Regions from separate parts of the Mus musculus genome. Here region 1 is linked to region 2. A link is a loop called in an ENCODE intact Hi-C map of the cell type or tissue named here. Cell type or tissue: heart. All regions are shown on one strand. Each heading gives the region's core, and the rest is flanking DNA. Links, peaks and the distances in the headings are about the cores only.

Region 1 (8,326 bases), core at 121-8,120, 820 kb after region 2:
GCTCCGTGGTTAAGAGCACTAACTGCTCTTCCAGAGGTCTTGAGTTCAATTCCCAGCAACCACATGGTGGCTCACAACCATCTGTAATGTACAGCAAAAATATACTCATGTAGACTAAATAAATCTAAAAAAAAAAAAAAAAAAAAAAAAAAAAAGCCTGGTCACAGGAGCCTTGTGCCTCTGGGCAGGCTACCCTTTCTGAGGTGTTAGTGGGGATAATAGCAGTACCACGGAGGAAGGGAGCAAGAATCAAACAAATTCATAGATGGCTAGGATGGCATCACATTCCACAATGACTAACGTCTGGGTTTATTTCCCATAGCAGCAGACCCTTCACATGAAACTTAAACCACACAGCTCTGTGAAATTCATATGGCGTTACTTTATTTCAGGATTGGTCTCCTCCCTCGTGTGTGTGTGTGTGTGTGTGTGTGTGTGTGTGTGTGTGTGTGTGTGTGTTTCTCTAGCAGTCTACATCTCTCTTCTGAGGCTAGATGCCTTGATTGAAATGGTGGGATTTCCCAGAAGGAAAGAGCTGCTGGATCCTAGGCTCAGCCAGAGCATGTGTGATGTTAGCAAATGCTGGCTGAGCCAGTAACCGTTGTTGCACAGAGCCCTAAGTGAGGCGGGGTCACAGGACTATGAATGTCCCTGGTGATATACCAAGATCCTTTCTCCATGGTCAGCATCATGTTCCTGGCCCCAGTACTGCTAGCTTCTCTGCCAGATTCTCTTACTCTGATGTCCTTTCTGTAGGTCAAGTGACTTCATTCTGCTGCCCCTTCTATGTCGCCTGTGTTCCTTTGGTGTAAGGGCAAGGAGAAGAGAAAATGCCAGAAGTAAACCATCCATGCTGGCTAGGGCTTGGAGGAGGCAAGAAACCAAGAGGGATTTTGTTTCCCTGGGATCTGTGTGGTATCTCTGAGGAGTGAATAGAATACCAAACTGCTTATCTATTGATATAAGGGAAAAGGACCAGGATGCTATGAGGCCCGGGTAGACCTGGCCCTCCTGAGCTCCCACAAGCTCAAACCAGCTCACCTGCCTTTAGACCCTGCAGGGGCAAGCAGGCAACTCGGAAAATCACTTTATTTTCGGCAACCTATATTTGATTTCAGTGTCCATTGATGGCAGGTCCTAAGATGTAAATGAAACTTGCAAACAAAATCAGATAGCTACACGATGCCAGGGTATCTTTATAAAACTCTCATGAAAGTAGTTTTTTAACTTGTAACTAAAAACTTCTGAAAATGTCTGACTCTATATGTATGTGTGTGTGTATGGTATATATGTATGTATAGTACACACACACATACATATATATATACACACACGTACATATATACACACACAAATACACACATACGAATGTGACGGCTCTGAGACAGAAGTTGGCAATGGAATTCTAAATGGCCTACCAGTCAGCTGAATGCAGAAATCTATTAGCAAAGCCCAGGAGAAGCCTAGGAAACACATGGCGGCTCTACATAAAAAGCTAATGTAAATTGACCTCAGTCACGTGCTAACATGTTTCAATGAATGAATGAAATGATTTCTTACAGAAATTTACATTCATTCTCAATTTAAAAAAAATTACCAGCAAGCACGAATAAAGGATATTTATCAAGAAGTTAAAGTAAACATCTTGGTCAGTAAGTAATATGTAAGAAATGCAGCCCCGACACCGATTCCTGCATCCTGAAGGGCCAGGATCTGCGACTTAACAAAGAAATTAGAAGGGTTGAAAAGGAGAGAAATTTCAACTTTCTGAAACCCATATGGCAGTCTATCTGGAAAATCCCAGATAATCTACATAATTAGAAGCATTCCGTGCATCTGGGAATTTTGACAGAGACTAGTTTGGTAACATTCTTAAGCACGAGTGACTTCTAAGTAGAAAATGAAGTTTGAAGGATTCCATTAGCTGGAAAGTGAGAAACAGAAATAAATCTAATAGCGAAGGAACCAGAGCGCAGAGAGCTGTGAAGTTTCCTCTGAAGAAAGAATATTTAAATAAAAACAAACTAATACTGTAAATGGGGGGGGGGTGCAGCTTCCCCCAAATTAGCATATCACTTCGATACAGTTTCAATAACGGTATTCACAAACTTGGTGTGGAACTGGTATAAAGTGCTTGCCTAGCCTGCAGAGAGTCTAGTTTGGCATAAATGGTTCTGGTGGGCACACCTGTAGTCTCAGCACTGATGAGACAGAGGCAGGGGGATGACCAGGAGCTCAAGGCCAGCTTGAGCTATCGAGGACCCTGAGTTACATAGTGTTAGAAGAAAGCATTTGCAGAGTCGCACCTCCGAAGCTTTCGAGGCGGGGGGGGGGGGGGGGGGGCAGGGAAGGGGGGGTGCAGGCACTGTCAAGCAGTTGGCAAAGGAAGCCAGCTCAGAATTCCCTGCTGGATGCCTGGGATTTGCTACTGTTTCGGTTTGGGTTTTGTTTGTTTATTTGTTTGTTTTGCTTTACCTTTTCATACAGGGAGCTAACTATAAATTTGGATATGGTTCTCAAATGTGACATTAAAAAAAAAAAAATCCAGACTACAGCAGGCAGTGGCGGCACACCCCTTTAATCCCAGCACTTAGGAGGCAGAGGTAGGCGGATTTTTGAGTTCAAGGCCAGCCTGGTCTACAGAGTGAGTTCCAGGACAGCCAGGGCTATACAGAAAAAACCTGTTTCGGAAAAAAAAAAAAAAAATTTCCAGACTACATCCCAGACTAAATGTAAGGCATGTTTTAAAACGTTTAGAAGGAAAACACATGTGTCTTTATGACTTTGGGGTAGGAAAGGTGTCTTAAAGGAGACTCCCTCCTCCCCCAGAGTACCAATGATTTAAGCAGAGTTCTGGCATGTGCAGTAGGAACCCTGTTGAAGGGGTGGTGGAAGGTATTTCCCACCGTGTAACAAAGAACTGATTGAAGCTTTCCTATGGGAGCCTAGAAGCCAATCCATACTGAGATGCTGAAAGGGATAAAGGCCTGAGCTGTTTCACAGAGGGAAGGGATTAGTAGTGTATAAACACAACAAGAAGAAAGATTCAACTGGGAATAATGAGTTGCACACTAAAACCTTGAAAGGCAGCAGTTGCAGCCTACCCCTGACCTCTGAAGTAGAGCCTACCATACCTAGGAAGCAGGGCTGCATGAGTTGCTGGCCAAGGCCATTCTGCAAGCACAGCCCACATTCCTGCGGGAGATTTAGAATTTCCATCACACCTGCTGAGTTTTGGCTCCGCCTTGCATCAGTTGAGAGGGAACTAAGCTCTGCCTGTCTCTCTTCCTGTTTCCCATTTGTTCCTTGGAGAGTTTGGCTGGGACAGTGTGGCCCTAGGGTTAGACCATCACTTCCCTTCAGACCATCTGTATAAAGCTGACTCACAGGCTAGTGTTTGATGACCAGGCAACAAGTTAACAAATTCTGATCAAGTTGTCTACAAACTCAGGAGAAGCCCATCGTTGTGAGAGGACTGTAATGGTCCATGCACCCTCCTTAGCACAACTGGAGAGGTGAAAAGACAGCAATGAAAGTCAGGCTGGGATTGAAGAGGATCTAAGGCATATGCCATACTTCTTAGTGCCCAGAAGGGGGCAGCCTAGAGCAGAGCAGGGGCCCCATGGCTGTGTGCCCAATGTAGCGAATAGCCAGTGGCCCTGCTACAGGTCACTCCTTCCTCCCTTCTCCCTCCTCCTCGTGGAACTTTCTGCCTGGTGGGGTTAGGGTTCTTCCCCAGTCTTCCGCAGCTTGCTCAGGAGAGCACCCTGAAGTGACCTCCCAGTCACCTCTCTGCTTTGCTGGTGCAGTGATGTCATTTCTAGCAGAGAATATGCTAAAGGGAGCCTCTGCAAAGCCAGATTTATCTATAACATGAATCACTGGGCATACACTCTTACACCTGGACCTCTGACATCTGTGGCAGCCGCTCACCCGTGTTGTCCTGCAGTCTGCTAACACTTGGGTGTTACATTTGAGCTGGAGATCTCTGACATTTTAGAGTCCCTACCTGATGCATGTGAAAATGGAGTTGAGAAACATTTTTGTGAGATTTTGTGTTGTGATTGAATTAACTTGAGGTTAATTATATATTAATTTTTACTTGATTTGAACTTGAAGGGGTTCTTCAGGCCACTTAGAACCTGTTTGAATGAAACCAAGACCTGCACAGAGTCTGCACACTTCTTATTGACTGTGAGATATTTTGACTTTCCTGGTGTCCTGATTGATATCAGATTTTCATGGGAACATTGAAATCCTGTGCTATTATTAATGACACTCTTCAATTTACAGTTGTATATTTCTAACAGAAAATGAACCCTTAAAACTTGTCTATTTAGCCATCTTGTAGCTAAACACCCCCCCCCCAAAAAAATAGTGGGAAATGCTTCATTCTTTGATCTGCCATGCTGAGGTCCCATGTCTCAGCTACCCTGAGGCCTGTGGAGAGTCCTTTAGCCCAAGGTAGAATTTGGTCTTGTTGGTGATATCTGGCTCTGGGTTTCCTAAGTGATGACTGATAAATTCTTTATGCCAGTGGAAAAAGTGTTTGGGGCTCTTGGAACCCCTGTCTTAGAAACTTCCCAGGCAGCAAGTTAGCACCAGCCATATTGTGTTGGACACTTTCCTTTCCTAGCTGTTCAAACAGAAGATAACTCACTGTGGGGAGGAAAGATGCAGACTGACAGACAATTATCCATGCTTTCACAACTGATAGTGATGAACTTAGTCTGTTAGTATGTTGCTGTATGTGCCCAGTATAGCATTCACATATGCACATGTCTGGATATCTGGGGAGGAACAACAGTGCTCTCTCTCTCTCTCTCTCTCTCTCCTATTGAGATAATGTCCTTAAAACAAAGATCCAGACAAGTACACAACTACACAAGCTTCCTTAGCCAGTCATTATCAATCTAGAGAAGGCGAATGGATAAGAACACTGAGAGCCCTCAGTTGTATGCGTGAGTGTGCGGTGATTTTCCGAGTGTGCGGTGATTTTCCGAGTGTGCGGTGATTTTCCTCTAAGCCTGTGTGCTTATGTGACTCGAATCACTTCCTGCAGAAGTCCGGGATGTGAGATGTCACATTCGATGTCTATTGTTAGCTCTGTCTGATAAACTGAAGAACCTTCTAAAGAGACATAATGTCATCAACATTGTTCTGTCTAAGGAAAGGACTGAGCACACAGTCAATGCGAAGGCCCATTATTAAAATTTGTCTCCTGTTTTAAATACCTTTTTTTATACATATACATATTTTTGGCTTCTCATGTTATTGTGTTAAGAGGTATGTGTGTATGCAGCACACTTCATGCATGTATGTATTGGGCACATGGGAGGGGGATATATACACATGTGTGTGCTTTTATATGAAGGCTATTGGTCAATGTTGGGTGTCTTCTTCAGTCACTCTCTGCCTTATTTTTTTGAGACAGGATTCCTCAATGAGCCTGGAGTTCATAGTCATGGGTCCAGTAAGATTTTGTAGCCAGCAGGAGCCAAGGAGCCTCCCATTTCTGCCTCTTCAGCACAAGGATTGTGAGCCATCATGTGCAGCTTTTTACATGGACTGGAGATCCAAACTCAGGCCCTCGCGCATGCACGGCAAGCACCACACCACCCGAGTTCTCTCCTGAGCAGGGTTCTATAGCTCCTATTTTCCAGTTTTCTCAGTTTGTGTGTGAGAAAAAGATAGTATGAACAGGTTGTTTGTAAAGGTGGTAGCTTCTAAGCTCTTAAGTAAGACTCGAGAAAGCCAGCCTTTTTCCTCTCACTATTTTTTTTTTTTAATCGAATGCCCCAGCAGCCTTCAGTTAGAATGGCAGTTTCCACACACACCTCAGTTCTGATAGACGCAGCAATATTCTCTGTTCCCAGTATCAGGAAACACACTGAGATAAGGCTTTGGATGGCCCTAGACTTGATCTGAACCTGAAGTCATCGCAGCCACACAGGGTCTTGAGCTCCCTGGCTGAGCTATAACCAGCTGCTCCAAGTGCTGACCTACTTCTCCCAGCTCCAAGTTCTCCATTAAAGGAATTCTGATTGCTTCAGAAAAACCTGTTCCTCCACCCCCGCCCCAGACACAGGCATTAGGTAACACTGACATGTGAGGTATGGTGCCTTGAGTATCCGTAGATTCCAGTAAAACCAGAAACAATGGAGGTCTCCTAGTGGGGAGCAAAGCTCTAAGTCCCTACAAATTGCCTCCACCAGGGCAGGACAGGGTTAACAGTTACTAACCAAGGGCCAGCAAAGCAGGGTGCCAGCTACCACAAGGGACAGTCACCCTTCTCCCACTGCAGCTGGCTCATCAGAATACAAAGGATTATATGGATAGGCCTGACAATTGCTATTTTTAAAACTCAGTCTTAGTCTTAGATTTTTAACACCTTGTTCACTCTTACCGGTTTCAAGTTACAGTGTGATAGAGCAACAGCACACCTCTGAGCCAGAGTGTGACTTACTGCTGTTTGATTATTTGCTGATCTCTTAGCAGCAAAACTCCCTTCAGGCGAGGGGAGATGGAGCGGTGGTTAAAGCACCTTAGCCACTGAAACAGGGGTGAGGATCAGAGTTCAGAGCCCCCAGAAACCCAAGTGGTGGCTGTAAATGCATCCTGAGACGTTGGAGGCTGGGGTGTCTTAGTTATGTTTCTATTGCTGTGCTAAAAACATCCACCAAATGCAACTTGGGGAGGAAAGGGTTCTTACCTATGTTCTGGCACACCCCACTGAGGGAAGCTAAGGCAGGAACTGAAGCAAAAGCCCTGGAGGAACTCTGCACACTGCCTTGCTCAGTTTGTTACTTATTCACTCTAGAACTTCCGGCCCAGGGGTAGCACCTCTCACAACTGTCTGATCCTCCCCATCAATCATTCATCAAGACAGTGCCCCACGGGCTTGCATTCAGGCCAGTCTTCTAGAGACACTCTCTCAGTTGAGGTTCCCCCCTCTCACAAACTCTAGTTTGTGTCAAGTTGAAAAAGTTAGCCCTATGAGCCAGCTCAGTCTGGGCTCCGTAGAGAGGCCCAGGTTCAAAACCGAAGGTGGAAGAGTCATCAAGGAAAATAATCCCCAACATCAACCTTGGTCCCCCACGTGTAGGGATGCATGCACGTGGAACCGTGGTGAGGAGCGCTTTATCCACACAGGGGAAGACATTAGGAGCGAGAACAACTTTGTCGCGTCCATCCAACCTTCCAAGAGCATCACCAGCACCCATATTTCTTACAGACCATCCAGTGAGTCGCACCCACGTCTCAGACGTGGAGAGACCAAGGTCTCAGTCCATCCTAGCTCCAAGGTTCTAGGGTAGAAGGGAAGAGACCCTCAGCAGCCTCCAGAGTTGGCTAGGTAAGCAGCAAGGCTTGGGATAGAGGAGAGACCACGAGCCAGCCAACACAGAAGCTATTGTATTCCTGTATGACTGCCTCTTATCCTGGGAATGCACTGGGACAGCGCTGTTTTGGCTCCTGGGCCATTCCGAATTCTATCAGTCTTCTCTAGTGGCTGAAGCTTCCATCACTAATCAATTCACAACAACCCAAGAAGTCCTTGGTGAATGGTCATTTCATCTCTTTGTCAATACTTGTGAATGAGACTGTTCTCTATGAAGAGCACAGATAGACAAAGGGTCCAGTGTGCAGGCTTTGTTGGTATTTCATCTCAGTTCTTTGAACCAGCTTTCTTCAGACCGTCCATTCTTGCAGTTCTGAGCCTGACTGATGGTTGACATCTGACAACCTTAGGTACAAAGTTTCCACAAGCCATTTCTCTAGCAGGGACGCTGGGCTTGGGGCCCATACTCTGTAGATAAGGACATTTCCCTCTGGCTTTAAACGAGGAGACACTCTTGTTCTAGTTGGGGCAGGGGTGGGGCAGTGATATTGAGGTATGCAGAAGTGAGTTGCTGCTTAAGAGTTGGGAAATATAAGGTTTCATCCCCCTTGGTTCGTGCTGTCTCTGGGTCCAACTAGGGAGCAACAGCCTGCTATCTACCTGCCCTCTCAGGGCCAACCTTCCTGTATAAGGTCCTGCTCCACTGCCAGGCAATGCGGGAGTTTCACTGTGCCTTGGTGAAGGGTTGTGTTAGTGAAGGACTAACAGGGGATTACTAAGCATCAGCCTCTGGGTGCTGAGCAGTGTTTGACTAAAGCACCTGTTTTCCTGAGGTAAGGGTTGCCCTGCCACCACAGAGCCATGCTCTTTTTCTCAGTAGCACAAGAACCACGTGATTCTGTGGAGTCTATTCCACATCCGCATGTGTTGATTTTGCTTCTGTGGGCAGAATTGCCACATGGGATCAGAGCTTCTTCCTTAGGAAAT
Region 2 (8,326 bases), core at 146-8,145:
AGCCTTCCTTGCCATATGGCATGAGAACAACAGCAAGAATAGAGTAGGGAAGGACGTGGGGTGTGGTGTGTCCAGGGGCCAGGGACCAGAGAGGCACGGGAAACTTACCATCTTCCGGCCCAGGTACTCCCAGCCAGGTCTCACAGACTCCCGGAAGGCCTTCCTGTGGGCCCCATCTGAGAACAAAGTGTAGCCTATGAGTAGGGGCCGCATATATGCCTTCCCTGGGCCACCCCACCTGAGGAGGGAGAAAGGGGGGCTTTCTGGGCTGCAGGGGTCTTTGAAACTGTGCCCAATCCGGGGCCTAGAGGATCCTCAGGGTCTGCAGCCTCCAAGATTCTGGCCTGTTGGTCAGAACTCTGAGGCTTTCCAAGCTCCTGTCCCAGACCCCCCTCTTCCCCCCGTTACCTTGTGATGCCTCCAGGAGACCTCGGCCGGCATAAGCCAGGGCACCGCTCAGCACCAGTGAATAGAGGCCGAGCTCAGCTGCAGGCAGTGCTGTCTTGATGCCCATGGCCTGGAGAGGGCTGAAGGAGAAGCATGAGTGAGAACCCCCAGTCCCAGCCTTGCCTCGCCTCCCCTGGTGGACCCTCTGAGGAGACTGGTCCACTCAGCCATCCCCTGGGGATGCTGTCAGTAAATCTACCCCCCCCAACACACCCAGACACCTTCTTCCTTTCCTCTGCAGCTCTCAATCTTGCTTCCTTTGAAGATTCTCCAAAGCCCAGACTTCGCACAGACTAGCTTCCTCTCCTTCATACCTCTCTGATGGGCTGACAAGTTTGGGACACCAAACTGTTCCTGCAAGACTTCCCCAACCATGGGGTCTTTCCCATGGTGGAAGACTCTGTCAGTTCTCCCGTCTCACAGTGAGCCTCTCTTAACCTCAGCAAAGCCCTGCCCACGAGGTCCCCTGAGATCCCGTGAACTCCTCTAGCACTAACTTCCCAGACTCGCTCAACTCCGGGCTCTGCTGACTCCATTCCTCCGCCAAGCCGTGAGTCTGTTTTATCTCAGGTCCCTGCCTGTGTTCACCCACTGTCCCCCTTGAAGTGCTGTGTAGTCTAAGCTCTTGCTGCAGGCTGGATGTTGGGCTCTTTGAGGCCCCAGAGTGGCCAGAGCTGGACCAGGCAGGGCCAGGCAGCAACTGGGAGGGTGCTGGCTGCTGTCCAAGGTGCTGACTGGTATCAAGTCCAGGATGTGTCTGGTCACTCCCTCTGGCTACCCTGCTGGGCCATCCCTGGGGTCTGGGCCAGTACCTAAGCCCCTCCCACCCTCTTCAGCCTGGCCGCCAGTCTTCCAGTGGTTGCTTAGGTCCAGACCTGGAACCGAGGGAAAGGGGAACACGGTGCAGTGCCCTTTTGGAGATGGGTAGGGTCACCCCATCTCTCCCAACCCAAGATCTCCCAGTTGCAGATCTGTCTCCTCCAGCCCTGTAGTTGGGGCTCTGGGAGGCCGCTCCTTGCTACACTGACAGAGAGGTGTGGGTCACAAAGGGTCAGGGACCCGGGAGGCCATCCAGTGAGCTTCTCTGAAGGGCAGGTGCTCCTGGTGAGTCCCGGCTCAGACCAGACCACGCTGGCCCTGCTCGCTCCCGGCCTGGCCCTCCTGAGCAGCCTCTGCACTGTGGCTGGAGGGCTGAGACACCTCTTCATCGGCAGGGTGGGGGAGGGAAGCACAGGATCAGGTTAGTGGAGCAGGAGAGTGAAACCGGAGCGGATGAAGAGCGCACAAAATAGCTGTGTCAGCTGCCTCCCACTCGCCACTTTCCAATTTTAGCTCCCCATGGCCGGTGGGGAGTGTCCCCAAAGAGGCCTCAGCAAGGGGTTGGCCCCCAGCCTGGGGCCCCTCCTGATGGACCCCTGGACCTGTGCTGACTGTGGACCTGGGCGCCCTTTGCCCAGCACTTGGCTCAGGTGCACCTGGAGTGAAGCCCACCTTGGGGCTCGTGGTCTGGGATGAGGGTTCTGAGCTGAGTCCCACAGACCTCAAAGGCTCCAAAGGGCTGCACACCCAACTTGCACTGACCTTGAAGAGGCTGCGAGGAACCCTGGCGCGCTGCCCACCTCAGGGCTCCGGGGTCTTGAGTCCGACCGTGAGTCTGTCCGGCTGGCTGAGCTGTGGGGCTTCGATGGGGTGTGTCCAGCTCTGGGGTCCCCACCCCCTGGAGGCTAGAGCGGTGAGTGGTGACAGCCGGAGGTGGGGGGGGGGGGAGGAGGTGGCCTTCCTGGAGTGGAGCAGACCGTTTGTGGAGCAGAGCCGAGTGCTGCAGTGCACTTGGCCACAGGGAGCTGCGGGGAGTGGCAGGGAGGATGTGGGGGTGATGAGAGGGAGAGGAGGTTTCTGGGGACACAGGCTCAGGCAGGGGCACCTGGGCCTCACTTGACCTCCCTCTCCTCAGCCCTGGAAAGCCTGTGCTTCTCTTTGTGCGGTGCCAGGATCTCTTCTTCCAGGAAGGCCTCCAGGCAATCTCTGCAGAACTCTGGTCAGCCCTGCTCCCACTGCCTGGGCACCCATATACTGTATGTGCAGGCTTGCACACCTGGGTTCTGTGAACTCCAGCCACAGCCTTTACCTGTGACCCCTCAAGGGTGCCCAGGGCAGGTCTACCTAGTTCCCACCCTGCGCCTCCATCCTGACAAGAGCCTGGGCTAGACAGGCACGGGTGTTAGGGCAGGGCTAGCATTTCTGGTAGAATTGGTACTGGCAAGGACCATGGTGCTGGAGGCTCCAGGGGTGACATCAGGGTCACCTGGAATGGATGGTGTCCTCTTAGTGGCAGGCAAGAAGCCCTCATGTGAAATCCGTAAGCACCTGAGGCCCGCTGGGCAGGGCCCGGGAGATCTCCACTCTTGAGTCTTCCTCTGGGGTGAGATCCCCACAGTAGAGGGGTCAGGATGTGTGGCTGCTCTCACGTGCGAGGGCTCAAGGAAAGGCCCTGGGACCTCCCATATAAGCTCACTTGAGGATGGACAGGGCAGAAGGTATGCCTCTACCCAGGAGGGTCCTGTAAAAACCCTGGGAAGTTAGGCCATGAGCTTCCTCCCAGGAATGCAGACACGTGGGCCCAGAGGACACAGCTGAGAGGGCACTACACATACTCTCCTGAGTGACTGAGAAGCCATGATGCTGGCCTCCGACCCTGAACAGGGTTGGGCAGGGGTTTGCAGTGGAGGGGCTGTCTGCTGCTGTGACTGGGATCCGGATGCTAGAGGAGGCTGGGATCAAAGGATGAGGGGAGGTTAAGCAAGGTTCTGGCTTTCTGGGCAGGTGTGGTTGACACCAGAGCAGTGTGTTGAGGCACAACTAGTAGCTATCATGGATAGTAAATAATAATAGCCAGGACGTGGGAAGAGTAACTCTCTTTAATGTCCCCACAGTCCACAAGGACTGTCTCCAGTTGGTAGAAAGAAAACTGAGGCCTAAGGTGAAATAGTCAAGGTCAAATCCAGTAGCCTCTGGGAGGGACTGCCCCACAGGGGGAGACCTCAGTCTATCCACAGCAGAGCAGGTGAGGCCCCGTGAGCAGGCCACGCACTTGGTGTGCTGTGTAGCAGTGTCCTCTGAGATGAGACATTTTATCCTCAGGGAAGGAAGCTCCTCATGACTAAGGAAGTAGACAACTCAGAAGCTTCAGCAAGTCCCCGAAACTGACCAGATACACTAGACCCCACCCTTCCCAATTTAACTGTAAGGGCTGCTGAGACGCCCTGTAAGGGCACCAAGACACCTGGAAGGGACTTAGGTCAACTGAGCCACCTGGAAGGGAAACTCTTGAACACGCTGAGAGGCCTGCAGGCTGTGCAATGTGCTCTAGGCTTCCAGCTTTGTGAGCTGTCACTGTGCTGGGGTGGCTTTGGTGATGCAGCTGTCCCTGAGTCATTTCTGCTCCTGTAACCCCTCACCCATATTCCTGTAAGCAATCCCAATAAAACTCACTGCTTTACCAAGTTGGACTTTGGTGGTGTCCTTATTTGGTCAGTTCCCTCTGGGGCGAGTAGACATGTTTGAGTCTCTCCAGGAGAGGTGCCACTGAACATGACACCCTCAGGAGGTGCTAAGGGTGAAAAGTTGAAGCCACTGTTTTGGGGCCTCTGATTTTCATTTATTATCTGGGTTTCTTGCTCTTGAGGGATCCAGTGACTCATCCTGTGGGCACAACTCATTGCTCACAGAGGTGCTAGGGAGCCAGACCCCGAGGCAGGGCCACTCAGGAATGGCCCTCTCCCTGGTGAACCTGACACTGCAGCACACAGGAAGGTGGCCTGTGTGAGGTCAGGAAGAGGGGTAGAGACTGGTGAGCCCTCCACTTGTGCCGGAGGCTGTAGGGTGGGGCACTGGCCCAACAAACAAGGGACTGGAAGCTGACTGGGCCGAGACCTGCCTGCACTGGACTGGGAGCTACTTCCTGCCACCTCAAGGCTCCATGAGAAAGTTGTGAAGAGGGACGGCCAGGGCTCTTTGGCTCAGCCTTTTGTATGTTGCTTCCTAACATAAATGTGGGCAAGTGTCCTGGGTGTGCTGAGCAGTGCATGCTGGGTGGCGGCTGGGTATGGTAGCTATGTGCATGCTATGTAGTGTAGGAGTCTGAGGTACATGTGGAGGGGATTTTGGCTCACGGGGACTTGATGTGAGACAGGCTGCTTTGGGATACTCCCACTAGAAGCCACCTTGTCCTGGACTCTCTGGGGATGGGGAAAGGGCCTGGTAACAGTGGAGTCTGTTTGGGTCAGCTGGAGACAGCTACCTTACCCAGCTGGTGCCCAGGGAGCTCATCTGCCTTACCTCACCTCTGTGCCTGGAGACACTGCTCAGCAAGTGTGTGTTGACTTAAGAGGGAGAATACAGAGACTGGGCACTTACTGAGTGTTTACTGTGTACTGGTTGCTGCCCAACACACACTGAATGTCCTAGCTCAGTGTGTGCTGGGCAGTGAGGGACACTGGGAATCTGGTCTACCTCAGCCAGCAGAGGTGGGGGATGGGCCCTGGCACAAAGCCCCATATAAATTGTTTGAGGTTGCCTGGAGGTGTTATAAACTATACTCAAGGGCCTTTAAGTCCAGCTCCTGCAGGAGCCAGCATATGTCAGGACTGCCCATGCAGACAAATCTCTGTAAGATGCCAGCTCACCCCACAGGGTACAAATGAAACCCACTATGGCATCTGGCAGCAGGACCTCTTCCCCTCCTACTCTGTGGAACCGTGAAAGGCAGCCTGTTTTCTGGTAGAGTGAGACTTATTCCAGAGACCCAGCAGAAACTCTATAAAGGACAGAACAGTGAGCCATGTGCCCAGACAGACATAGGCACCTGACACACAGAGCCCCCAACTTCATAATCTTGTGACTATCAGTCATGCAGACAAAGTCCCAAGCTCCTGATATCCTGGCTAGACTCCACTCCCACAGTTAACCAGGCAATGCTCCTCCCCACAGGTACCCTGCGACTGCAAGATAGCCCAGCCCACTATAAAAGGGTCTGCTTGGCCCCTCCTCACTCTCTTAAGCTCTCACCTCTCGTATTTTCATCTCTAGCTTTCTCTCTCCCCCTCCCTTCCCCTCTCTCTCCACGAGGCCATGGACAGCTTCTCTCTCTTTCTACCTTCTTTCTTTCCCCCTTACTTTCTTTCTATAATAAAGCTCTAAAATCACACACAGTCTCTGCTCATCAAGACCCGCCATGCTTGAATGATGGAATAGGCCTTCCCCTAAAGAGCCGAGTCTAACCTCCCACCGGAAGGCCTTCCTGTGCTCCAGCCATGGACCAAGGGCTCGCTCTCACCCTCATGGGGACCACCCAGCACCCCCTCTTCCCCTGCCTTCTTCTCCCTTCAGCCCTGGGGCTGACTGAGCTGCCCCCAGGGCCCTCACTTTGTTCTCAGCTCTTCTGAAACATACAGAAATGTCTGAGATGCCCAAGACTGAGAACCTGTTGTCTCTGGCCTCTGTGAAGCCCAAAGACCCCAGACTGCTCACTCTCTACCCCGGAGGACTGGGGTTCCGTGGCTTCCCACAGTCAGATGCTCACCTGGGCGGCATAGAGAACGTGCCGCACTCCCCTGTGTTCGCCCACCCAGAGTACCAGAGCTCTGGCAGGACGTGGGTTCTCTCCCACTGCCCGACACCACTCTCTCCCTGGCATGGATGAAACCAGCCTACGGACACTCGTCCTTGCACAGAAGTCATTAGCAAGATGACTTACTCTGAATGGCCCTCCAAACAAGGTTTCTAGTGCTGTCCCACTTCAGAGATGAAGGTAGATGAGATTGAGGTAGAGAGAGTAAATGATCTGCCCAGAGCCGAGCTACTTTTGAGTGGGGTGAAGCTGCATGGCTCCCAGCTATGGTTCAGACCTGCACAAGCCAGGGCTCCTCCCTCCAGCTGCCCAGGAGAGGGGCCACAGCAGGCATGCATCCCTCTAAGGGAGGCTGGCTGGTCCCTGCCTGCTCCCCACTCCATCGGTTCTGCTGAGGTCTGGCACCTGCACTCCCACATGTCTAGACTTCTCTCAGGCTTCTCGGTGCCTGCAGAACGTGCCCATGACTCTCCTGCTTCTTTTGTCACATACTGTCCCTTCTGAGCACAAGCCTTCCCGTCCTCTCTCTGCCCACTGCTTGCATAAGCATCCAGGGGAACACTCTTTCTCCCCAAGACTCTTGGGATGGTACTGGAATTGCCACCTCATCCTAATGGCCTCAGCTGCATCTGTCTGTGAGATTTCAGGACTCTCTGGGTGGCCCGAGAATGGACTGAACACCCAGGGTCTCAGGAAACCCAGGCTTTCCAGAGAGTACTGCCACGGTGTCACAAGCTACACACATGGTTGTGTCTCATGGGAGGAAATGTGTTGACAGCCATAGACCTGCATGTGTCTACCCATTTGTTCAATGCTTGTACAGCACTGCTTGTGTGTCTGTGTGTGAGCATGCATGGATGCTCTGTGTTATAGCTATGGGTGACCTTCCCTGGGTCTACGTATGACTGGCTATAACTGCACTCAAGGGGATGACACTGTTACAGTCACTGAGATGAGGGTATCCTGAGCTGCTCCTGCAGCACCCTCTAGCTCACCATTGCCACGAAGACACACTGCCCATGTCCCAAGACCCACTGTCTCACCTGTGTACCCTATGCCCCAGCCCTGCCTAGATTGCCTTCTGACTCTAGCACCTATACCTCTGGAGCAGTTATGGGTGGAGCTGTGGAGCTTTGGGGCCATCCAGAGCTCTGGGCATTCACTCAGCTGGAAACCCTAGCTTTGGACTCAGGACCACCAGAATGACCTATTGACTCAACTTCTATTTGGAAGCCTGGGCCCTCACTTGTAAGCCCTACCTACCAAGGGCCAGGTTTTCCTGGCAGGGGCACAAACACACTCCACGAGAGCTGTCGTGACTGTGAAAGTAGACTTGTTATTTCAAGCTCAGGGCTCTGCCCTGTGCAGTAAGTACACAGAGAGGCTGGGCACAGCAGGATGGCCAGTGGGTGCTAGGGCCGAGTGAGGGGCTACAGGGGAGGGCTAGATGGCTCCAGGTGGATGAGCCATCAGGAAGCACCGAGGGGCTCATCTATGTGTGGAGAGCCCGTAGTAGCATCCCAGGGCCCCAGAGAGGCCCTAGGGCAAGGAAGGACAACAGCACCTGCTCAGGGAAACGCACCAGCCACCAGGCAGGAATGGCTGGCTCCGCCCCTGGCTGGCTCCGCCCCTGGCTGGCTCCGCCCCTGCTCAGGTATCCTCAGCTTGCCTGCTCTGCTACGACACCAAACCGCTTCTAGGAGGAGCCGAGTGAGCGCTGCCTGAACCTGAAGTGTTGGTCCTCCAGGAGTTGAGCTAACAGCTGTGTTCTACTGCTTGTTGGCTTTCTGCTGCCGTAGTGCCTGCAGGAAGACCCCTTTCACCTGGCCCAGGGTCTGGTGGTACATGCGGAAGTCCTCCTCCTTCCCTCTCAGGGCACTGCCCAGGGCGTCCCTCAGTATTCCGTTCTCTTCCATCTGGATGGCCAGCCTGGACCAGAGGGAGACGGGGCTGAGTGCACTGGGCCCAGGGCCTGGAGAAGAAGCTATGGTGCGGATTCAAGATTCTCACGCATCTGAGCCTATTCACAGTACTGACCCAGAAGCCCCCAGTAACCTCAACTACCCAGATTCCTAGTTTTGTTTTGTTTTCCCCTATAATATATATATATGTACTATATATGTGTATGTAATATATATATATATATATATATATATATATATATATATATGTGTGTGTGTGTGTGTGTGTGTATGTAATATATATATATATATATATATATATATATATATATATATATATATATATATA

Evidence for each region. Peaks named below come from ENCODE experiments on the same cell type or tissue, not always from the same donor. Only the 100,000 strongest peaks of a DNase experiment are listed, where the experiment ranks them.
Region 1: a loop joins it to region 2, with 10 times the contacts of the local background. A loop is called at or near these places in 2 of 42 quality-filtered maps.

The regions. Positions count from the first base shown.
Region 1 is chr9:122,611,918-122,620,243 of GRCm38, forward strand. No RefSeq gene overlaps it. Among named protein-coding and RNA genes, the nearest start is that of 9530059O14Rik, 44 kb to the left of the region's middle. In heart, for the core only: a CTCF peak has its summit at 3,590 (motif pointing right); no DNase peak of the experiment used is centred there; H3K27me3 peaks cover 298 bases.
Region 2 is chr9:121,790,235-121,798,560 of GRCm38, forward strand. It overlaps Hhatl (hedgehog acyltransferase-like), which reads right to left and starts at 2,273. Exons shown (of 12, transcript NM_029095.2): 1 at 2,029-2,273; 2 at 409-527; 3 at 109-176. The coding sequence starts at 514. Ccdc13 (coiled-coil domain containing 13) reads right to left here. Exons shown (of 16, transcript NM_028384.1): 16 at 7,393-8,005. The coding sequence ends at 7,846. It also overlaps a transcript of Klhl40 not described here. In heart, for the core only: no CTCF peak of the experiment used is centred there; DNase peaks (open chromatin) are centred at 1,207, 1,727, 2,137 and 4,987; H3K4me3 peaks cover 1,610 bases; H3K27me3 peaks cover 3,393 bases.